3 separate regions of the Homo sapiens genome follow, and regions 1 and 3 are each linked to region 2. Evidence: chromatin loops called from intact Hi-C (ENCODE). Cell type or tissue: PC-3. All regions are shown on one strand.

Region 1 (8,000 bases), 320 kb after region 2:
GTTTGCAAAAATGAAGCTCTTCCCTGCATATGTTTCCTGGAAGAGTCTTTCTTCAGTGGAATTTTTCAACAACTGAACTAGGAACATGGGGATTTGTTGTTGAATGTTTCAATTCTGAGTTGTATTTATTAAGTGCTCTTAGGTCCTTATCAGACAAGACAGGGCACGTTCAGGGTGGTATGGCCATAGACCTCTTAGGTCCTTATCATAGAGAAAAATATAGAAGAAAAACATGTCTGCCCACCGAGAGTTTTTGGGTTCAGACTCCAGTTGTGTCATCAGCTTCTAGGGGTTAAACCTTGAGTACACCACTTTAAAGCTTGAGCCTTCTCATCTGTAGAATAAGGGAATGGATCAGATGATTGTAAGATAGTTCCAGTTCTAAAATACATGAAGCCACCATGAGAGCTAGAATGGATGTTAGATGTTTTGCAGTTTACTTTTCAGATACGGAAGCTGATTAATTGGGACAGTCACTTTGCTTGTTTGAGTATCAAGCTTATCAAAGCAAGATGAAATCTGCACATGAGATGGTTACGTTAGCACTAAGGACAATAAATAGCACATTTCCTAAATGTGTGGTACAGAAGCAAAGCAGCATGTTAGGATTAAACATTTCAGGAAGGCTGCACGAAGGGGAGATGGGATTTGCTAGAAGAAAGGGAAGGATGGTGAGGCTGACAGCAGAGGCAAAGGCACAGAGATGGGGAAGGGGCAGCTGCATGTGAGCCAGGATGAACACTAAGGCAGGGTGACCGAAAGTAAAGCGCGTGTCTGCCTGCTGGCACTTCCACCGGGATTCTGGGTAGCATATAGACTTGGTATTAAATGATGTAGAATTGTGTTGTGAGAAAAGTTATTTTCTTTTCAATTCTCTTTTAATTCATCTGATTATGTCAGGGAGAAAGACTCATGTGTGCGCTAATATATTTTTTAAAGCCTCAATATTCCTCTCAACCTTTTTTTTTAAGCAAAAAATGCAAGTTTTTGGTTCAGAGACATCATCAAGTAACAGTGTCTCTTAAATTTAATAACTTTGGCTTGTTCTTGTATTTATTTTGAGGTTTCCTTCTATTTATGGCAAGTGATATAATTTTTCCATTTGTATAGTAATGTGAGGTTTCCTCTTTAAGTAATTTTAAATGGAAATGTATCATTTTAAATTAAAGTACTAAGTAAATAACAATGCAGGTGGTCGAGGGCATGGAAAAGTCCAGAAATGATGTAGGAGTGATGATGTTTGGGAAATCCTGAGGTGATTGTTAAGAGCCTGGGCTCTGGAGCAAGACAGGAGTGAGTTCCAATATTGCCTCTGATACTTACCAGCTTTATGACTTTGAGACTGATTTTGGGGGTTACATGGAGATGGAAGAGCAAAGAAAGATAATGATGAGTTTAGGAAAGGATTTGCAGGATTGTCAGGAAGTGAACACAGCTTGTCTCATGCCTTTCCTTACCACAGGCTCTGACCCTTTGGAAACAGGTGCTTCCTTTTGAAGCACCTCCACCTTCAAGGCTGGGCTGTTTTTATTTACCCCTCTTTTGGTGCTATTAGTATCTTACTGACCCCCCTTCATTCTGTGGATAGAAAGCTACTGTGGCATGGTGGAAGGAACACTGGGCTTGAACTTGGGAGACCAAGCTTTGAACCACTGACTCTTTTTGGAAAAGTCACTTAATCTCTGTGATCTTGAACATCAGTGTTAATGATATGGGGATAATTATATCAAATACCCAGGATTATTGTGGGAATGGCCACCAGGACATTCCTAGCACACAATAGGTCTTCAATAAGTGGCTGTCACTGTCCTCAAGTATATATTACATACAGCTCATCGGCACATCTTTTTGGAGTGTTTGTCTACTTTACTAACACTGTGCCATCATAAGAGATAGATACTTCTCTTTAGGTAGCTAAGTTTCTGAGGACCAAACTGCAGACTGTTTAAAATGCTCAGCATGACTGGGTAAAAGGGCATTTCAACAAACAGTTCTGCAACTTAATCTGGCAGATTCTTGACATCAGCATGATCTTGGTTCTAAAATTTCCCCCTTCTGACTCTTGACCTATACAAAAGAAAACCTGCAGAGACATCTAAATCTAGCTTTGTATTATGTATTATATGTGGCAATCTTACTTTCTTGATGTCTTGTATATTCTGAGGCCTCTTTCAGTTACAAATGATAGAAATGGAATGCAACAGGATTAGTCAGGACAGAGAACTTTTCAACCCATGAAAGATAAAAGGGGAAAGTGACTAATTCATGTAACTGGAAAATAGGGAGTATGTTAACTACAGGCATGGCTGGATCTAGGTGCTCAATGATATTATCAGGACTGGTGAGTAACGCAAATATCATTTTACCTTTGATCATCCAAACAGAATTTAAAATGCTGTGGTATACATGTGAGCTATTTAAGGTGTTGTCAACTCTACTGTGGTGACCTCCTCCTCACAGTAGCCATCATCATTCCTAACATTCACTATATCTAGAACTAGTGCAATGGACATGGTTAGAGCTTTTAGAGAGTTCACTGTCTGAAGGAGAAGCTGAAAATCTAAAACCTCACTTCTGTTTCTACTTCAGATTGCCAAGGTAAAGTGCCACGTTTATAAAAAGTGTAATACGCTATGATATTAGGGCAGAAAATTCCAGACAACAACCAGGCTTCTCCCTCGATTGTATAGGGGATAAAATTGAGGCTCAGAAAAATTAAGTGACTTTCACAAAGATACACGTAAATTCAATGACCTATCTAGTGTTACAACTCAGATTTCCTGGGTCCTAGTTGAATATACTTTTAATTTTTTGAGACAGGGTCTCACTCTGTTGCCCAAGGGGTGCAGTGGTGGGATCTCAGCTCACTGTGACCTTCACCTCCCAGGTTCAAGCAATTCTTGTGCCTCAGCCTCTTGAGTAGCTGGGACTACAGACCTTCGCCATGATGCCTGGCTAATTTTTGTATTTTTGGATAGAAACAGGGTTTCACCATGTCAACCAGGCTGGTCTTGAACTCCTGACCTTAAATGATCCACCCACCTTGACCTCCCAAAGTGCTGGGGTTACAGGTGTGAGCCACTGTGCCCAGCCTGAATATACTTTTTCTTGTAACTTGGCCATATCTCAGAATGGCTCAGCCTCTGCCTGCTGAATCTGCCTATCCCTCTCATTTAACCTAAGGAATCTGCTGAGGATTTAGACTGTTCTGAAAACCCCCAGCCTGGCCCCAAGTGGACCTCTGTGTTGGGACACAAGCCAAGCCAAGATAGGATGAATCCGCTAAGCAGGACAGTGCTATCAGGACATGCTGGGCAGATGGAGAACTGTGGGGCATGAGGCACAGTCTGAGGTTCTGAGATGTCCATCTCCCATAAGCTAGAGGCCGCATGAACTGGTTTGCTGAGGTGGTGTCCATTTATACATATTATCACTGATGAAGTATGACTTGCTCCTGCTTAACTCTCAAAAGTGTCCCCCATTAAACTATCATAAGCCTGTCTACTGTGGCTCTCCACATCTGGACACTGGTTCTGCTTTGCAAAATTCTTAGTAGCCCAGACTCTTAGAAGTTTGCCTCTGCCTTACTTTTGACCCCTGGTATCAGGATTTGGAGGTTGAACTTTTAGGGATTGTCTTGTCCATTCTTTTCAATTGAAGCTGAGGAAACCAAGTCCAGAGATACTAAATGATTTGCTGAAGATCACCAGTAATAAGAGACAGGCCTTTGGTCACTCATTCAATAGCCTTTCTACTAGATCCTGCTGCCTATGTCTGTATCTTGGAACTTGATGACTTATGCCGTCAATCTTGGGCCTGCCTTATGTTGCTGTTTTCCTGGTAGTGCCTGGACACATCTGACTATTTGTCCACCTTGACCCTTTGTCATCATTGTAATTCTTAGATCTCTGGATATGTGGCTACCTGTTTATACATGACTCTTATGAATATAAATTTTTTGGAGGGGGACACAATTCAGTCCATAGCAACCTCTAAAATATTACATTCCTATAAAGGACAATTATGTCATTATTAATAAAAACATTAACTGCTCTAAAATACCAGGAACATTAATAACATCATCCCTCAAAGGAAAAATGACATCATGAAGCTCATTGAGCTGTTCAAAGATCCATGTGGACTAATTTTGTCCTGGGAGGAGAGAGGGATTTAGGAAGATCTCACTTTGGCTCCATTGAGTCTCCCTGGGTTAGGAGTGATTTTTTTATGTTTGTTTGGTTTTGTTTTCTGAGGAATCGGCAGCGGGTCTAATTAATGCCATCAAAAGCATGACATTTAATTAACTAAATAGCATGTTGAGCCTAATGATAACATATTTCAGCACCCGGCAGGCGGTGATGGTCTCTTGGGCCATTTCGGAGGAGGCCTGTGATTTGATAAAGAGAAACCCTTCTCAACAAAATCAGGAATCCCCCGAGAGTAACCAGAGAAGCTGCAGCAAGAGTGCCAGCCAGGCAGATTCTCTTATCTCCTGGACTCTGCTTGGAGAGGCCGAGGAACAAAGAAGAATGGCAGGGGAGGAACGGGACCGCTGCACAGCCTCGTCATCTTTTAAACATGTTTCTTGGAAATTCAGAGGCATATAGGAGCAAATTTAGCTTCTAAATGGCCTATTCCCATACCTTGGTTTATTCCAGTCCCATTGGTAAATGGATCAGGGGAAACAAGGCAGGATAGACAAGTAACTTGTAAGGGGATGTCTGAAGCCAGATTGCCAAGTCTCTCTGAGCAGCTGAGTAGGTGGACGTGGGTGCCCTCTGCTGGACACTGGAGAATCTGCAGTGATGCTTATCTGGACCCTCACCCAGGGGCTGAGAGCTTCAGCCTGGAGTTAAACCTTCTGAGTAGAGTACCCAGGGTCCCTTCAGTCACAACAGGCCTCTCCAAAGGCTGTCTCAGAGAAGTGTACTTTTAGATCATTCCGTGGCTTAACTTATCCACATCTCTGTTTGCCACCCCATTTTGGTTATGTTCCCCAAACATTCTATTCCCTTAAGCTCAGTTGTGCTATTCTTTTTCCCCTTATCTCTTTTGTAATAAATCTGGATGAAATTACTTGTATATGGCATCACAAACCGCATCCTTTGGGTCTTATATTTAGACTCTGATTTTAGAGAAGGGCCAAACAGAGGCTTAGAGTGGTGAAATGACCTGTCCAAAGTGACAAAGACCCAGCAGGGACTAAAACTCAGACTACCCCATCCTGTTTCATTTCCCTTTCCTCGATACGCATCTTCCCATAGAAAGACAATATATCCCAGTGGTGAGGCTGAAAGCTCTGGAGACAGAGGTCCTGGGCTTGACTCCTGGCTTTGCCATGCGTTGGCTGTGTGATATTGGATAGGGTATCCTTTAAGCTTTTATGTGCCTCTGTGTTCTCATCTAATAGAGTGGTTGTGAGAGTGAAATAACGTAAGGCAGATAAAGCATTCAGTATAGTATCTGGCACATAGTAGGTGCTCAATAAATAATATTTACCATTAGTTCCATGATTGCCTAGTGGTATTAGTTGGAAATTATTTTTGGTGGTTCTGTAATGGAACTGCTAGAACAAAATTTCCTAAGTTTTTTTTTTTCATTAAACATAAAAATCTACCTCTTTCCAAATGGAAGCACCTTCTAGCTAGAGTGAGCAAACTGGGAGGTGGGAGAGTTTAGGGAAAATATTTAAGTAACTGATGTATAGCTTTCTAGAGACAGTGTGGTTCAAGATGAGACTGGAAAAGCTACTGGGAGGTAGGTGGCCTTGAATGCAGGAATTTGGCTTTATTCTGCATGCAATAGGGGGTCATGGCTGATGCTTGAATATGGCAGTTTTTATTTTCCCATTTCCCTTGTATGGATTGCTTCTCCTGCTCCTACAGTGTGAGGGCTGTCAAGAGCTCGAATGATTGCTGTTCTTATCACGTGTGCACGTGCACATGAACACACCCATCTTGGGGCTTTCAGTATTCCAATCACCTTGAGGTTGTCGCCAAGGAGCCTAGTGTTGCTTGCAGCCACGTCAGAATGAAGAACAAGCTGGGCCGTCACAGTCTGCTGGTGGTGGGGGCTTGTCACTTCTAGATGGAGTGTTGTTCCCGTGCATGGAAATCGCTGGTGTGGGCGAAAAAAAGCTGAGGATACTGGCAGAGGGGAAAGAAAGGAGGCAAGTGGCTGCTTGAATGCAGGAGGGGAAAGAGAGAGAGACTTTTCTGCCATTTCTGTAGGGATTGTCCCCAGGAAAGAGACAGTCAGTCATGTGAGCAAAGGATGCCTTGACTTCCTCAGGGTGTACTTCATCTCCTGTTGCTGGCTACAGATGGCTGAAGTCAATGCTTTATTCCTCCTCTTGCTTGGCACTTTCACTTTCTGGATTTTGCCAATTGTTATTTGCTGGGGTGAGCAGGAGATGTAACTGGGAGAAAGGAAACAGGTAGGGTTGTGATAGATGTTTCAAATGGAAGCTTAATGGAATTTGCCCTTTGGGGAATGCAGCCCTTACAACCCGCATCAGGGACTCAATGACTTGGAGCTCCAAGTGTCCCTGATGACCTTTTCTGTTAGAGGCAGATTGGCAGGCCTGTAGGCTATGCGTGGATGCATTTGTTTTGGCACTAGAGTGCTCTTTTTTTTTTTTTTTTCAATGTTAGGATGAGATGACACAATTTTAAAATTTGATTTTTTTTTTTTCATTTAGAAATTTGAATTTCTGGCTTCTCTTGAAAACCAGATCATTTGATGACACTGGTCTGCATTCCCCCTTGGCAGCAATCTATAAGTAAAAAAAAGACTCTGCCCTGCTTTAAATAGGTCAAGAATTCTCTAGTTCCCTACAGTTTCCACCCTGATCCATTATCTTGATCAGCTTGGCCTTGTAAACACTTTGTAACCCAACAGTATATGATCCCTGCCTGATCCAGGCTAACCTCCCCATTTTAGAAATAAGAGCTGTGAGGTTCAGAGAGGGCCTTCGGTTTACCCATGGTCATACAGCCTCCCCCATGGACAGAGTAGGCTCCATTTACATATGATTTGAGGGGTGATCAAAAGCACTTACCCTTTTTCCTTTACTTCCAAGTGAAAAATTTACCTCTCACCCTGGCCTTCTGTTCATTAGCAGTCTAAAATGGACTCAAGAAAGAGAATTATTTGGCTATATTACCTTTCTGGCCTTCTTTAAATCATATGTTATATCTTTTGCTCTTTTCTGCTTATTTAGCTAACCTCACTCTGACCCGCTCTGACTCACTCAGACACTCAGGTAGGCCAGATGGTGTTGCTGTTGAAACTGAGGCAGTGGAGACAGAGCCTCGAATCCTCGGGTAAAAATCACAGTTCTGGGTCTGAGGCTCCTCATCTGGCAGAAAGTGTTCATAACCTCAGGAGGTGGTTATGAAGATTAAAAGAAGCAAAAAGTTGAATGTGTTTATCATAGTAGTAGCAAATTGGAAAAAATAGTAACTCAGTGTTAGAAGTTATTATTCTAGAGAGACTCAGAACTGAAGGTGTCCCAGGAGATCGTACTGTCCAACTGGCTCATTTTTGTGGTGAAAGCCATAACGTGCTTATAGTAAAAATCTGAGTGGAGAAGAAAATACAGTAAAATATAAAAGGATTTTTCTCCCTATCACTACCTTCATTTCAGTCTAATTTCCCCAGAGGCAATAACTGTTAAGTTTCTTGCGTGTCCTTTCAGATATTTTATTTGCATATACATTATAAATAACTTGCATCCTGTATTTTGACACAAATGTAATCAGACTACTCATGCTGTTCTGATACTTGCATTTTTTATTTAACAATATGTAGTAGATCTCCTTTCATGTCAGCGCATGAGGGTTTTTTTTCTGTTTTCAATGGCCCGTTTATTTCACAGGAAGTTTATACTATAGCTTACAGACCAACGAATGTATTCTGCAAAAGACCAGATACCTAATATTGTAGGCTTTGTTGGTCATAGGATCTCTGTACCACCTATTTCTCCTCCCCTTTCTCTT
Region 2 (8,000 bases):
GTAATACAGTTTAGCTTTTTGGTCTACACAGGCCAAGAGAAGGGAAGGCAATAATTTATTTTCCCCGGACCTGGATGTAAACACCTTTACCATTCAAGCCTCAAAGCCAAACCCTTTTTTGGCTGCATAGTGCATTTTCCTTATGTAAATCTCTTTAGATCTTTGCCATGACCTGCTACTTTAGGCCTGTATTAGTTATTGTGCTGTGGGAATGGGAGAAAATCCTCTATGGGAAGGTGCTTTAGGGAAAAGTTAGGCTTCCAGTGTCTCTTCTCTGCTTACCACTCCTCCTCCATCCTGCCTTAAGTTGGAGATTTTTAAAAGACACATGTGAAACCCCAGGCCTCAGTACAAACTGATTGTCAGCTATCTCAACATTCTACATACACCTTTGATCCAAAGCTCAGACACTAAAGTGCAAAGAAAGAAATGGAACCCCAGTACTCTGGCCATGGGCCAAAGCAGGGAAAATGCTTCAGACAATGGTGCCATTATTTCAGGCATAGTGCTGTTGACATTGGACAGAGAGGCCTGCTGTCTCCACCTTGCAGACCTCCCATCTGTGATATCCATTTCTGTCAGTAGGACCATGCCCACCCACCCCACCCCCAAACTAAATTCGTCTGCTGGTCCTTCTTTTTTTCTGGAGTGCCCTACCTGTCCCAGGACAATTCTGGCACTTCAGAATTAAAAGGAAAGAGAAATACTTGTCTAACTTTCCTAAATGTTAAAGCACCTAAAAGGAAAAAAAACAGACTTACAAAAATATAACGGGGTCAGCCCCCCAAACTTTGCACATTATGATATATGATATGTCAAAATATAACAAACATTTTCTAAACATTACCACATTACCATCTCTCTCCACCCATTTATACCTAATCGGCAGTAGACTCAACACTGCCCTTTCACCTCTTAAAACTTTACTCTGTAGAACCACTAGATAATAAATATATTTCACACCACTGACCCCACCTTCCCAAACATGCACTCAGTTGCAGTTCCAAAGAGACTCTCCAAAAAAATAGTCATTTGAAAAAAGTACCTGTTTACACTCAGTCTATCTGCATATTATCTTTCAAGATTATTACTTTTTTTAACCATAAAAAAGATTGCATATTGGCAATATAATGAGAAAACCACATTGGCCATTTCTGGGTGCTGGTGAAGGGTGAGTGGGGCGTTGTTGAAGCACAGAAGCAAGAGGGCTCAGAGAGGGGCAATTGTGGTCCTCAGCCTTGAGATGTGAGGGTTGAGCTGGGGTTACCTACATTCTCAATCCTTGGCCTCTGAAATGTCCGTCTCTTTAGTCACTCCCTTCTCGTCTCTCTACCTGTCCCCATTTCCACTACCCATTCCCATACCACACAGCCCTCTTGAAGCAGAGGCAAAATGGCTTTTTGGCATGTGTCCGCCTGGGTCAGTTTGAAGACAGGTATGGCGTTTGGAGGGGTATGATATGGGACATACACCAGAGCAAGCTTATTTGTGACTGTTTCCACTCTGGGAAAAATTGTCCGTTACTTCCGTGACTTTAAAAATTTAAGCAGTTACTAGGCTGATAGGTTAAGAAACAAATCTTTTGTTTTTGGGGTTTTGCATTAATATTAAGCATGAATATATATCATATATTACATTACTTTCTTTCTGCTCTGGGGCAGACTGCGCTCTCCTTCCAAACAGGAAAACTGCACAGCCCATGGACAGATTTTTGAAAGCTATTATTTCCCCAATCCCCCACCCCCTGCCCTTACCCCCTCCTTTCCTCCCAGCCCTCAGTTGCTGTATTAGAAAAGTCCCTCCTGACCCCCCGCCCACAGCCCATCTGAGGTTAAATAGTGCCACATTGTAAAATTCATGCATCACTGCATTTTGCTATTGCACATATTGCAGAGAGAGTTGTGTAAGTGTGCCCCCTCCCTCCGTTCCCCTTCTCTTCCTTAGTCTCTCAGATTCCTGTGCTATTCCCACGTTCCCCTCTCCCAGCCTCCCCCAACCTTTCAGACCCTTCACTGGTTGTGGACGTCCTCTCTACGGACAATCTTGTAGATGATCCAGTAGAACATGTTGAAAATGAGGAAGGCCATGGGGAAGCCAATGCGGGATATTTTGTCGATCTTCTTGGCCCTCTGGATGAAGAGTTTTCGCATCTCCTCTGGGGACTTAGATGGTGCAGGAGGGGGGTTGGTGGTGTTACTGTTGTTGGCGCCCTTGACTGAGATGCCATCCTTGGCCTGTAGACAGGCTGGGCCCATCCCATAGGCAGAGAAGTTAAAGCGGCCTTCTCCAGCTTCATCCTCCTGGAATAGATTCAACATGGGGCTCTACTTAAAATAAGACAGGGGCTAGGCACCCTCCCTGCAAGGCACTCCCTTGGGGGCCAGGCCATGCCTATCTGGTTCTCCCTGCTTTCCAGACTGCATCACTCTAGGTTTCTGGAGGCTTTTTGGCTGGCTGGGGAGTTCTGCCTTATAGAGGGGCGCCACTTGCCTGCTGAAACAGATGCAAAACAGGGGATAGGAATGTGGTTTAGAGTCTGGAGACCTGTGTTCAAGTCCCAGCTCTATCAATTGCTGGTTGTATGACCATAGGCAAGTAATTTCCTTCTGTGAGTCTCGGGGATTTTTATTTCATTTTTTCTTCTACCTGGGGGATAAGATTCTCCCCACTACTCCACAAGTTTCTTTTGACCATCAGAGGTTATAATTGAGAACATATTCAAGGTTGTACTGGGTTTTAGTTAGAAATTCAGAGGACAATTTGGACAGATCCCCTGCTTTGCCTCTGTTGCTTCCTTGCCCTCTTCCCCATCCCATTCCCCAGTTAATAACTCCCAGGAGTGGGTGGTAAGGGGGATGGCTATGGGCCAGGATGGAGCAGGAGCTCTGGGCCTCACTTCCGTTCTACAAGCCAGGGAAGCCACAGCTTCTTCCTGCCTCTACGTTCCCACATCCCTGGCAGTTGTAACTTCAGACAGACCTCTGGATTTTTACTAAGTTTTCATTCAAGACCCTTCATCATTTGGCTCCAACTTACCTTTCCAGGCTTTCCTTCTCCCCCACCAGATACTTTGCAGCCCTCCAGGTTTGTACATTTTCTCTTGTGCCTTCTCACGTCCCTTCCTTATGCTCACTACCAAAATGCCTGCTGCCCTGATCCTTCTAGTTCATCTCTTTCCCAGGTCATGGTGGTCTTGCCCTGGTCTGAATCATGGAGGCACTATTGTCTGCTCTCCTCATGTCCAGCTTTGTTATCGTTGCATGTGAGCTCTGAGGAGGAATTGAGAGTCTAATGTTTTGGTCTCAGCTGTTGATTCAATGTTGGCATTGGGAAGTTTTATCAGCTCACATTGCCCAACTAGATAATGCTTTCAGGAAAAGAACACCGTCTTCTGCTTGTTCCTGTGCAGGACCGGGCCAACAGAGAAAAACTCAGTATAGGATTCACTGGTGCCTCTCCATCTCTCCTGTAGGGTAGGCCACCTTCTGATTTGTTTGTTTTGTTTTATCTTGTTTGTAGAGATGGGGGTCTCGCTATGTTGCCCAGTCTGGTCTTGAACTCCTGGCCTCGAGATCCTCCTGCCTCGGCTTCACAAAGTTCTGGGATTACAGGTGTGAGCCACTGTGTCCAGCCCACCATTGCAACAGCCTCCAATCTGCCCCCACCACCCAACCCATCTGAGTCGTTATAACACAGATCTTGGTCATCTTTTGCTTAGAACCTTTTAATAGGCTGCCACTGACTTCAGGTTAATTAAAATCCTGAACATGATAAACAAGGCCTTAGAACCTGGACCCTGCCTGCTTTTGCAGTCTCATCTTGTGCCATTTCTATCTGGTGTTCTATGCTTTAGTCACTGAAATATTTCCTTATATTTGAAAATGTCATGGTTCTTTTCTTGAACTCTGGGCCTTTGTGCAAGTTGTTCTCCCTGCCTAGAACACACTCTGAACCCCATCTCTTGTCTCCAACTCCTCTTTCACCTAATTCTTCCTTAGAAGCCTTCTCTGAGCTCCCAAGTATAGGCTAGCCGCTCCTGCTGTGTGCTCCATAAGCTCTCTGTATATATCTCCGTCTTTTTTTAAAGCTCTTATCACATTGTATGGTAATTTCTTGATTAGCGTCTGTCTCTTACTAGATTATAAGCTCCGTGCAAAGTCTGTCATGTTCACTGCACTCTCAACACTGAACATATGAACATAGTCCCTGGTTCATAAGCTCAAAACTTGGTATATGTTTGTTGAACAAATGTTTACTTGTATATCTTCACCAGCTTTAGTGTCCTTTTTTGTTGTTGTTGTTTGTTTAAATGGAGTTGTATTTTTAGCACCAGAAGGGTTTGAGACATATGGTAAATGCTGAAGAAATCCTTGGAAAATGAATGAATCTTGTCCAACATCTTCATTGCAAAAGTGAGGAGGAAGAGGATGTGCCACCTACAGTGCCTGGCAAACAGGTGCTCAGTAAGTACTTGTCTATGAATAGGGCAACAGTAGAAGATTCAATGCCAGGGCCAAGGAGAGGAGTTGGGGAGAGCCAGCCAAATTGCTGGACCTAGTACTTAGAAGGGGGTCTAAGTCTGACTCTATTGCATTTCAATGAAAATCTCCCCTTGCTGGAGCTGGGGTGTTGTTCTATTTTTATTTTTATTTTTTATTTTAAACTGGGACCTAGTTACGTAGGGGGAAGCACCAAATTAACTTTTTATGCTGCTTTGGGTGAATTATTCTTTGCCTTTCTCATCTGTTAAACATGGGAGTAGGAGGAGTAGAGGTTTGGATTGAAGGCCCCATCTAGCTAGAGGATTATCAATTTCATATTGTGTCTGGGAGAAAAATTCCCTAGGAATGACTGGTAAAAGGCTTGCTATTCTTATTGGAACCAGCAGGTGGCAGGAAATGCATGCCCAACTGCATCTGGAGCTGCTTAGAGCTGGAGCAGGGGAAATCTGGTAGTGTACTCTGGAGCTCAGGGAAGTTGCTAGTAGTATGCCTGCTGAGTCTGGTGCTCACAGATATGGTTTCCTGATAATTTGCCTAAGGAGGCTGGCCAGAGAATTCGAGAACCAGATGCTTTGTGCACAACAAATGAGGCAACATGGGAAGATGGTGGGAGTTGGGAAAGCTGTCCAAGATCACAGGCTCTGAGAAATTCAGGCATGTAGCTAGTTCCTCTCCACTCACCATCTGGGACTTAAAATCCCTTCTGCAAACTTCCTGTTAAAGAGAGTTTCTGCAGAAGAAGCTTGTACACCTCTAGGGTACAAATCACTTCCAGAGCGGCTTACTCTAAGGAAACTATTCTTTATGGTGAGCTCACTTCTGCATCATTGTAATTTCTGACATTTGGGCCAACTTAAGAGCCCTTATGAATGAGATTACGTTAATTCAAATGCATAGAAGGAGGCAGGCAGGAGAAATGTGAGTGGTAAAGTGAGTTGGGGCTGAAAAATATCCCTGGTTAGAAGGGATGGTATTAACTGGAAAATGCATTCCCTACCTAAAGGCAGTTCCAGTGCACCAATACCTTATGGGAAGCACATTCAGTGTGGCTGGATGCTGTGATTTTTTTTCTAGTGAAGCCAGAAGTGTGGTTTTTAAATGCTGACCCCTTAAGTCCAGATTTTAAAAACACTCCAGGCCAAAGTACAGATATTTGCACACCAAATCTGGCCTTCCGGCTACTAGTTTTTGACCTTCGCCATGGGATGAGGCTTAGTTTTTATTTAAGATCTAATAAATGCAGGACAATTTTTATCTGCTTCAGGATGGACACACTGATGAACAGATAAGAACTCATGGTGGTATGGTTAATGTTTGGAGAAGAACCTCGGGTTTTTTAGCACCTCTCCTGCCTTTGCCATCAGTGCCTCATGATACCGGTGACTTGGCCTTGCTATTGTGGGTCTCTCTCATCAGTTGCATGGAAGGAGTGGATAGGGTGATTGCTGAGGTATCTTCAAAGGAGGGAACAGAGCAGGAGAATCTGATCAAATCTAGCTAGTGGCCTTATTCACACTTTATCTGGCCAGAGATAGTGTTTGTTTTCTTTTAGTGTGTCAAACTGGTAGATACTTAGGGAGCGTAGAAGCAGCCTTTGAAAGTACCATAGGCCCACCATACTACATATCTTCAGGAGGCTCCATTCCCATTTTAGTCCATACAAACAGCATCTACTGGAGCTGTGCAGTGCTCAATCAAAGGGGCTGGTGCTAGTAAAATATCTTGGACATGATCTTTTCAAATCAGTGTTTTTAACAAATGTCTCTAGCAGATGAAATTACAAAAAGCAGCTAGTGTATAGGGAAAATGGAAAAATAAAATCTTAGAGATACTTACGTTTGGTCAGTTTCTTTCTTTCTTTCTGTTTTTTTTTTTTTTTTTGAGACAAAGTCACTATGTTGCCCACATTGGTCTGGAACTCCTGGGCTAAAGCAATCCTCTCACCTCAGTCTTCCTAGTAGTTGGGATTATAGGCACAAGCCATCATGCCAGTTGCTTAAATAGACTTTTTTTTTTTTTTTTAAAGCATCAGAGGCTAGGTATTAAATGGACAATATAGAGTAACTAAAACTAGGGGTCATTTAAGAAGTTCTATCTGGCTTGCTGAACCCAAGACAATTTCCTCCTTCAATGTAGTTTAGAAGGATGGTGATATCTTAATTCCCATGGACATCTTCTGTATTGGAACGTCGGCCTCCTCCCTGTGGTAAACTGCCAGAAGTTAATTGAATCAGATTGCTGATGTTTAAGAAACATACTGATGGAAATGTGTGTATATGTAATCATTTTAATCCTTGGCACTTGTGCGGCAGGAACAAAACTTAAAGCTACTTTGGCATCCTCTGATTTAATTCTCACCAGAATTTCCCTTTATACGCATTTTGCACATGAAGAACCTGGGCCCAAGTAGGCTAGCTCAAAGTCTCATACTAAAGAAAACTAAAGAGGCAGGGTCCTTTGTCACAGCACATTGCGCCTGGGCAGACAACTATTTTGTTTTGTTTTATTTTATTTTTGAGCTTTACTGATTAATAGACAACGATTTTAAATAGGTCAGTCTAAAGCTTGTAGGACCTGGCATATTGCAGGTATGTACTGTGACCTGCAACACTATGACAGGTCATAATGTGTGGGTCCCTGGTTGCCCTAATCTGTCAGTGGAAAAACTTCAGACTCTCTGTCTGAAGGCTTCTTCTTTATTGCTTTTAATGGCAAAAACTGCAATTATTTTTGCACCAACCTAATCTTTTGTTTATCCCTTTGTTCATTTGTTTAACAAATACTTATTGCATGCTCACTATATGTTAGGCATTGTGTTAGGCACCAGGGATATAGCACAGAGCAAAACCAAACACGGTCTCTGCCTTTATGGAGCTTGCGATTTGGTGGAAGAGATCGGCTTTAAAAAAATCACATCATTGAATTTATGCTTTTAAATCAGGATACATTTTTAGAAGTTTAGAAATTAAGTTCAAGTAGAACGTGGCATTTGCTAGGACACACAGTGCACTGGAAGAGCAGTACAGGGAAAGAGAACAAGATATTTAAAATCCTGTGTGTATGTTTGAAGAACTAAGAAAAAAGCTAGGGTGGTTGGATCTTCTGGGGAACTAGTTATGGACCCACGGTATGGAGCAGTTTGCTCCAGCAGGCTGCATGCTCCCCATTGGCATTCTTTGGTCAGTGCACAACCTCGTGAACAGAGGTTGGTAACTTCTCAGAGGTGCCCTGTCAAATATTCCTTTATTCAATCCCTCATATGGAGAGAGAACCCACTCTGGCAGAGATCTTGCTTGTTGCCTCTTTCCTAGAGGCAGGAAGCAAAGGCCTGAACCTGGGCATTCTACGTTAAGATCTCACCTTTTGTGGTGCAATTGTCTTCTGGAATCAAGCCTATTAAAACAATGCAGTCTTGCAGAAAAAAGCCAGTGGACACCTCCCAATCTTTTAGGTTTATAGTTAGTTATTTTCTTGACCCCATCAGCTTTTAGTTAATCA
Region 3 (8,000 bases), 520 kb after region 2:
CCCTGCCCCCAGAGGTGGAGCCTACAGAGGCAGGCAGGCCTCCTTGAGCTGTGGTGGGCTCCACCCAGTTCGAGCTTCCTGGCTGCTTTGTTTACCTAAGCAAGCCTGGGCAATGGCGGGCGCCCCTCCCCCAGCCTCGTTGCCGCCTGGCAGTTTGATCTCAGACTGCTGTGCTAGCAATCAGTGAGATTCCGTGGGCGTAGGACCCTCTCAGCCAGGTGTGGGATATAGTCTCGTGGTGCGCCGTTTTTTAAGCCGGTCTGAAAAGCGCAATATTCGGGTGGGAGTGACCCGATTTTCCAGGTGCGTCCGTCACCCCTTTCTTTGACTCGGAAAGGGAACTCCCTGACCCCTTGCGCTTCCCAGGTGAGGCAATGCCTCGCCCTGCTTCGGCTCGCGCACGGTGCGCGCACACACTGGCCTGCGCCCACTGTCTGGCACTCCCTAGTGAGATGAACCCGGTACCTCAGATGGAAATGCAGAAATCACCCGTCTTCTGCGTCGCTCACGCTGGGAGCTGTAGACTGGAGCTGTTCCTATTCGGCCATCTTGGCTCCTCCCCCCGACAATACCTTTTTAAAAAATGGATTTGGCAGATGGATCTATGGGCAAGCTATAATGCTTAACATTTATTGAGTGTAAAACTTGTTTATACCATCAATTTAAGCCCCTTTTAATACCCCTTTACATGTTATTTTATTGATTCCTCACAATAGTGCTTTGAAGAGGACCCTATTGTTATCCATTTCATATTTGAACAGACTGGGGCACATAGAAGTTATGTAAATTGCCCAAAGTCACATTATTAGCAAATACAGAGCCATGATTGGAGCTGAGCAATGTAACTGCAGGATCTGTCATACAAATTACACCCTGTATGGCCTCTCTAGAGGAAAGAGAGTGCCTTCAGGGATGGTTGAAGGCTCAGCATTTTTGCATGTCTTCCTATACTACCTGACTATATGGCTCCACGATTGCAGCTATCCCAAATGACCTCAAGTTGGGTACCTAAACTGATTGTCGAGAGGGATTCTGGAAGGATAAGGGCATGAGATACTGGTAGTCCCAGAGAAGCACCGGGAGAGTAATCCCATGGTGGCAGCAGTAGAAAGGTCTTGGAGATTTGGGTGGCTAAGGAGCCTTCTGATCATGGAGAAGCTTGGAGGACCCATCTATGAAAGGGCTTTCTGGAACAGGACTGCTGGAGAGATTGTAAAAATTGATGCACCACCTATAGAATTTACCCAGGGTTTTGGGGATGCCCCTTTCCACTGGGGGTGAACCCAAGTTGCCTTCCCGGGATATTTCCCTGTTGCTTAAGCAGCAATATAGAAAAGTGGAATGATTTCAGGCTCTAGGGTCACGCAGGCTTGGGCCCTTAGCTAAGCTTGACTCTCAGCTCTTGTCCCACCTGGAAGAGTTTCCTAATGTCTTTGAGCCCCCTTTTCTCCTCTGTGAATCTGGGGCAAGTACAACCATCTACCTTAAAGGGCTGTTGTCAGAATTAAATGAAATAATGAAGGTTTGCAAGTAATAAGCCCTTAGTATATGGTAGCTGTTTAATTCCCTCTTACCCCAAGAAAGATCATGCCCATCATTTTCAGAAATATTGCTTGACCCAAACAGGTTTTTGTTCTCTTGCCAGACTCTCTTATACTTCCTTTCTCTAACCTGCATCTTCTAACAGAAAATGAGCATTGCTTCTCTCAGTTCTACATAAACTCTGCTCCTTCAAGGAACCAGGGAACCATTTCCAGCCAGCACTTAGTAAGAAAGAGAGAGAGTAAGAAAAAACTTTAATGTAGTGGTGTGCTGGAGCTATCCTGTACTATCTCATGAAAGCCAGTTGTTAATTGTTTAAGAATTTTGTGAGCTGGTTGATTTCACTTTGCTAGCTTGAAATGGATCTAGGTGGGAATATTTATACTACAGAAATTGTCGAATATTACAACTTAGAGTTTCTCTTTTCTTTCTTCTCTTCGAGAGCTTGTTTTAAAACATTGACCAGCACACCAATGAGTGTTAATAGTTAGAAAGTGATAGTAGTTAGGAAGCATACTATTTGTCAGATGTTGTCCAAAATCTTTACATATAGTAGGTTGGTACAAAAGTAATTGCAGTTTTTGACATTCCAATACCAAAATTTTTTGCTATTACCGTACCAAAAACCTCAATTACTTTTGCACCACCCTAATACTAATTAATTCTCACACCTTTTGAGGTGGTTATTATTATCCCCATTTTGTAATGAGGGAAGTGAGAAAGTGAGTTGCCAGAGGTTATGTAGCTAGTTAATGACAGAATTGATATATAAACTAAAGCAGACTGGCTCCAAGGCCTGCGTTCATAGTCAGCTATTCCGCCTCTTGAGGATTCTTGTGAGGATTTAATAACTTATGTAAAGACTTGGCCCAGTCCTTGGTGCTTAGTAATTGCTTGATAAATATTAGCTGTTATTATTTATATCAAGAGTTCTTAAGTTTTTGAGGTCACGAAAATCTGATAAAGAAAGCTTTAAATATCCTTTTTTCCAAAAAGATGTACATTTGTTTAGTGTGTACCTAAACACACACACACACACACACACACACACACACACGTGCGCGCGCGCGGTGAGATATAACCTTAGGGGATTTCTGAACTCTTGGACACCCATTGATTCTAACTCTACCTTTTGGGGGCCACGTATAAGGCAGCCAGTCTCTCCTATTTCCCCATACTGTCTTTCAGTGCTCCAAAGATAGGGATCAAATTTCCTTTGTGTTTATCTTTTTCCAGTAGAACATCCATGTTTCTTCACCTTCTCTTCAGGGGCTGTTTGTGTACCCTCCCAAGCCACTTGCCCTCCTGCAGGTGTGCCCTAATTTCCTTTGCTTCTCATGGTATGAGACCCAGAGTTGTGTAGTCTTTTAGCCTTCTTCATTTCCCCTGATCTCTGTCTACCAACTGGTATTTTTCTAGTTCCTTTTTTCCTCTGGTGTCCTAGCTCTAGAGGACTTTACAAGTTCTCTGGCATCTAGGATATAAAGTTGAGCTACAGTTTTAACACCCCTAACTTCACACACACACACACACACACACACACACACGCACGCACCAGTATACATCTTACAATCAAACCATAAAAGAATTCTGAATATGTGAACACCTATCTAGGGGCTTCTTTACTTTCTTCATCTGGGCTTCAATGAGCTGTAGACATCTACTTTGGCTTTCTTCTGTCTTTTAAACCAGTGGCCCCCAACCTTTTTGGCACCAGGAACCAGTTTTGTGTAATTTTCCCATGGATGGTGGGCATAGAGGGGCAGGGTCAGGATGGTTTGGGGATGAAACTGTTCCACCTCAGATCATCAGGCATTAGATTCTCATAAAGAGCTCACAACCTAGATCCCTTGCATGTTCAGTTCACAATAGGGTTTGCACTTCTATGAGAATCTAATGCTGCCACTAATCTGACAAGAGGTGGAGCTCAGGCGGTAATGCTCGCTCACCTGCCGCTCACCTCCTGCTGTGCAGCCCACTTCCTAACAGGTCATGGACTGGTACCAGTCCGTCCGTGGCCTGGGGTTTGGGGATCCCCGTTTTAAACTTTCCTTGTACCCTCATTTTGCTTCCTCAACCCCAACTGCCTGACAGCATGTCTGCTCTCTAGCCTTGAATTCCAGTCTTACTTTCACTCAACAAAAGAAGAATAACAACTAATAAAAATTGCTTAGACTTTCTATGTGTGTACAATTTTGTATACATTCTCATTTAAACCCATGCAACAAACCTATGATATAGGGGTTTCAAAGGAAATGGAAGCTTAGAGGGATTAAGTAACTTGCCCAAGTTTTCACAGCTAATAAGTGGCTAAGCTAGAATTCAAACCCACTTTTAGGAGCTCTATCTTTGCATGCTTTTCTTTGGTGTGCACTGACTCCTTTTCCTGTATCGCGCATCTAATCGTGGTCTGACACATGGTCCCATCCTGAATATCTGTATTTATCACCGGGCTTTAGAAGTTCATAGTGTTAATAAGACATAAAGAGATTTCAGTCACTGGGTATTGGGGGAATTCTTGCAGGTGGAGGATCTCTCAGGATTGTGCAAATACTGCCACACAAGTCCCACCAACCCCACCCCAGCCAACCAACCATGTGCCTCACTGACTAGGTCAGAGCTCGTTAAGACTCATCTTCCCTTTTCTTCAGTCCCAGAAAGAAATGGGACTAAAGCCTTTATAGAAAATAAAGCCATCCCTCCCTGCAAAAGGACCCTGAGCTGGATTTTTGAGAGTCCAGAAAGCTTTTTGTATAAGAAATGTGATTTTTAAAAACCTGACAGGTAGGCATCCTTCCAGCTTTCTGTGGCTTACCAACGGCCCCTAGTGGCCAGTGGCTCCAAGTGCCACGAGCTGTAAGTCTTGGCTTCTTTGGTGCTAGCTGCATGCCCTGCAGAGTTCTATTGCACTGCATTAATTCCTGATCAACATATTTTGCAGTATTGGGACAGAAAAAATGATGAAGTCTAAAACTCTGGGCAAAGAAAGCATTATAATGGGTGATCAAAGCTATAAAATTGGCAGGCTTTCACGAAGGCCTCTCCCTTTTTAACATTCCAGACCACACACTTATGCAGTAGCCAATATTGTTATCTCTATGAGGTTCAGAGAGGCTGCTATGTAAACTAGGCTACACACTGGTTAGCAGGAAAGAACACCCGGGTTTGTGTGCGCACCGGTCTATGTAAACACAGGCTCTAACATTTGTCAGGCATGTCTAAAGCAGCATGTAGGTTGTTTATTGGCAAAGCAGTCATCTGGTTTTGGGAAATAATGGCAGCTACGATTTAAGATTCACTCTGTGCCAGGCACATGATAAATGCTCTTATGTGAAATATCTCATTCACTCTTCATAGCCACCACTGTGCAAGATAAACACCTCCAATTTGCAAATGAGAATTCAGTCTCAGCAAGGTCAAAACTGCCCGAGGTCACATAGCTGAAGTGGAAGAGCTGGAAATTAGGGCCCAGGTTCTTTGAATCCAAAGCAATAGCTTTCATTTACCTTAATACATAGCATGTGTGTTCTCCTTCAAGCAAATCGAAGTTGTTAGTCTTTAGCACACACTCACCAGAATCATTCTCTTCCTGTCTCCTAACCCGGCTGTATGCTGGTGAGCGTTCTGGCTGATAAGAGCTCAGGGACTGTTGGCTGGGTGCGGTGGCTCACGCCTGTAATCCCAGCACTTTGGGAGGTTGAGGTGGGCAGATCATCTGGGAGGCTGAGGTGGGCAGGAGTTTGAGACCAGCCTGGCGAACATGTCGAAACCCTGTCTCTACTAAAAACACAAAAATTAGTCAGATGTGGTTGTTACATGCACCTGTAATCCCAGCTACTTGGGAGGCTGAGGTAGGAGAATTGCTTGAACCCGGGAGGTGGAGGTTGCAGTGAGCCAAGATCATGCCACTGCACTCCAGCCTGGGTGACAGAGCGAGACTCCATCTCAGAAAAAAAAAAAAAAGGAGCTCAGCAACTGTGGACGTCTGTTGGCCAGTGCCCCTCTCAACATAAGACTTTATACCTGGGAGACTATTTTGTGTGTGCCCAATGTGCTCAGAAATCCTCTCTAACTGCTGTGGGGTGTGGGTGGCTGCTTTGGAAGGGTCATTGGCAACTCACTCATTTCCTGGAGACTTGGAGGGTTTTAGTTAGGGAGGCATGTGGACACTGCTGAGTCTAGTGGTCATTAGGCAGGCTTTGGAGTCAGGAGACATTAGGAGTTACTAAACCATTCAAGACTCAGTTTCCCAATCCATAAAATGAATCTTGTGGGGTTGTGGTAAGAGTTAAATAGGACAATACATAGGATATTCTTAACATAGCACCTGTCACAGAGTGCCTTGCTAATGTGTTCATGTGTGAGGGACACACTGTGACTCGATATAGCTCCCTGGGAAGGTTTCAACAGCAGCACTAACCACTGAGAGACCTGGCCCCTTGTCAGGTGTCAGCAGATGAGATTAGGTTTTGTTTCCCTTGAAACACAAATCAGTTAACTTACGGGTTGAAGCAAAACCAACATACTGATGGAAAAAAGCCAGAAGCAAAGAAATCCCTCTCCTAGGGATAAACAGGTGGAGTGAAATAGTGACAAAGTCTTTATTGGGAGCCACATCCCCCAAATCCCTTGCCAGGAGAGTATTGACTTTTGGTAGGAACAGGGGACAGAGCCATGAAGGAATGAATTTGCCTCAAAAGGAATTGCCATGACTTAATGGCTTTATTGAATCCTTGGTTTTTAGCCCATTGATTCCCATTTACTTTAATTCAGAGCTATGTAGGAGCTGCACCATTACTTTGCTTGGTCATATTGATTAGTCAATATCCCTCCTCCTCTTGCCTAGGGTTTGTCCTTCTTCACATATCACCATGTATCTCTTGCTCCTGTTTTCTGTCGTCATTTCCCCCATTGCAGTGACTGTGTTACATGCACATGCAGGTGGTCTTGGCAAACCCTTGGAAGGCCTTGCTAACTGGAAATAATGGCACCAGGCAGCTGAGTGGTGCCACCTCACCATTAGGCTCTTTGTGCTAGTTATAACCATGCTTTTGCTTTAGGACTTGTCTTCAAGCTTTGAAAAAAAAAAGCTTTTAATTTTTGCATTCCTTTGGATGACAATTTCTATGTAGCTGTACTGGGAGGTTTTATTTAAGGCATGTTTTTCAAATTTTAGTGTGTACCAGATCACCTGGGAGCTTGTACAAAAGGACATTCCTGGGCCTAACTACTTTGACTCAGTAGATTCTTGCCTCCTCCCCTTTTAAAAATTGAGATAAACATGACATAAAATTAAAATGAACTATCTTAAAATAAACAATTCAGTGACATTTAGTACATTCACAGTCACGTGCAGCCATCACCGCTGTCTGTTTCCCAAAACAGTTTTATTACCCCCAAGTGAGACCCTATATCAATTAAGCAATCACTCCTATTCCTCTCTCCTCCTTGCCTTTGGCAATCACTTATCTGCTTTCTGTCTTTGTGAATCTACCTATTCCAGATATTTCATCTAAGTGGAATCATACAATATTTGTCCAGTTCCTCTGGCTTATTTCTCTTAGCATATTTTGAGGTTTGCCTATATCTCAGTACCCCATTTCTTTTTATCGCTGAATAGTATTTCATTTTATACACACATTTTGTCATTTAAGGAAGGACCTCACTTGGTTCTGCAGCTGGTGGTCTTTGGTTCAGCTTTGGGAATCATTGCAGTGGAGCTGGGTGTGCCCCCAGGCAACCTGATACCTTGTCAGAGCAGATTCTGGAGAGTGCCAGGCCCCAGCTGTCCCTTGGGTGTGACAGACCTTCAGAGATGGGCCTAACAGTGGATGACCAGGGTGTGTTCAGCCTAGCAGGACAAGTATCAGGACAGAGATAGAGACCCAGGTAAACCCAGTGAAGTGAGGGTATAACAACAGTATTGCTCTCATAACATTGTTGTTTAAATTAAATAAAGTAATTTATAGTAAGTGGTTGGTATAGATCCTGGCACAGAGAGAGTAGAGTGAAGCCAAAAGTGGCCATGATTTTCATTGCTTTTCCAAAAAAGGGGTAGTGTGCAGCTGGAGTCTGGCACGACTGGTGGGTAACTCGTGTAGACAAAGGGAAATGCTCTCAGCAGGGCCAGCCACTGTTCCAGGATTCTATAGTATTTCCAAGAGAATTTATGAGAATAAGACATGGCCCCTGGTGAGGGAGAAACAGGGTACCCAGTTTCCAACATAAGACGCTTAGTCCCAGCAATAAGGCAGGAGTCTTGTCTTAAAATGGAACATATTGTCAGAATAAAAGCAGTCACAAGGCTAAACTAATCAGTATCCAAATTGCTTGTCTGATTTCCCTACTAGGTTGTGAGTACAGGGAGGGTAGGGTTTATATCTGTCTATTTCCCTGCTGTGTTCCTAGCACATAATATAGAGTATGAACTCAATAAATATCTTTTCATGGATGGAAGG

Evidence for each region. Hi-C counts contacts between places; a loop is a spot of excess contacts. Peaks named below come from ENCODE experiments on the same cell type or tissue, not always from the same donor. Only the 100,000 strongest peaks of a DNase experiment are listed, where the experiment ranks them.
Region 1: a loop joins it to region 2, with 23 times the contacts of the local background. A loop is called at or near these places in 97 of 110 quality-filtered maps.
Region 3: it touches region 2 in a loop (8-fold over the local background); 44 of 110 quality-filtered maps call a loop at or near these places.

What each region holds. Positions count from the first base shown.
Region 1 is chr5:152,138,259-152,146,258 of GRCh38, forward strand. The region is part of intron 1 of LINC01933 (long intergenic non-protein coding RNA 1933); the gene reads left to right. Among named protein-coding and RNA genes, the nearest start is that of LINC01933, 180 kb to the left of the region's middle. In PC-3, CTCF peaks have their summits at 4,807 (motif pointing left) and 5,014; a DNase peak (open chromatin) is centred at 4,773.
Region 2 is chr5:151,820,664-151,828,663 of GRCh38, forward strand. It overlaps GLRA1 (glycine receptor alpha 1), which reads right to left. Exons shown (of 9, transcript NM_000171.4): 9 at 1,850-2,300. The coding sequence ends at 2,010. Among named protein-coding and RNA genes, the nearest start is that of G3BP1, 53 kb to the left of the region's middle. RefSeq lists an enhancer at 345-639 and a silencer at 345-639. In PC-3, a CTCF peak has its summit at 4,892 (motif pointing right); a DNase peak (open chromatin) is centred at 4,898.
Region 3 is chr5:152,345,490-152,353,489 of GRCh38, forward strand. The region is part of intron 1 of LOC105378237 (a long non-coding RNA gene); the gene reads left to right. Among named protein-coding and RNA genes, the nearest start is that of NMUR2, 56 kb to the right of the region's middle. RefSeq lists enhancers at 1-343, 5,120-5,289, a silencer at 4,348-4,447 and a cis regulatory region at 5,205. In PC-3, a CTCF peak has its summit at 4,363 (motif pointing left); a DNase peak (open chromatin) is centred at 4,372.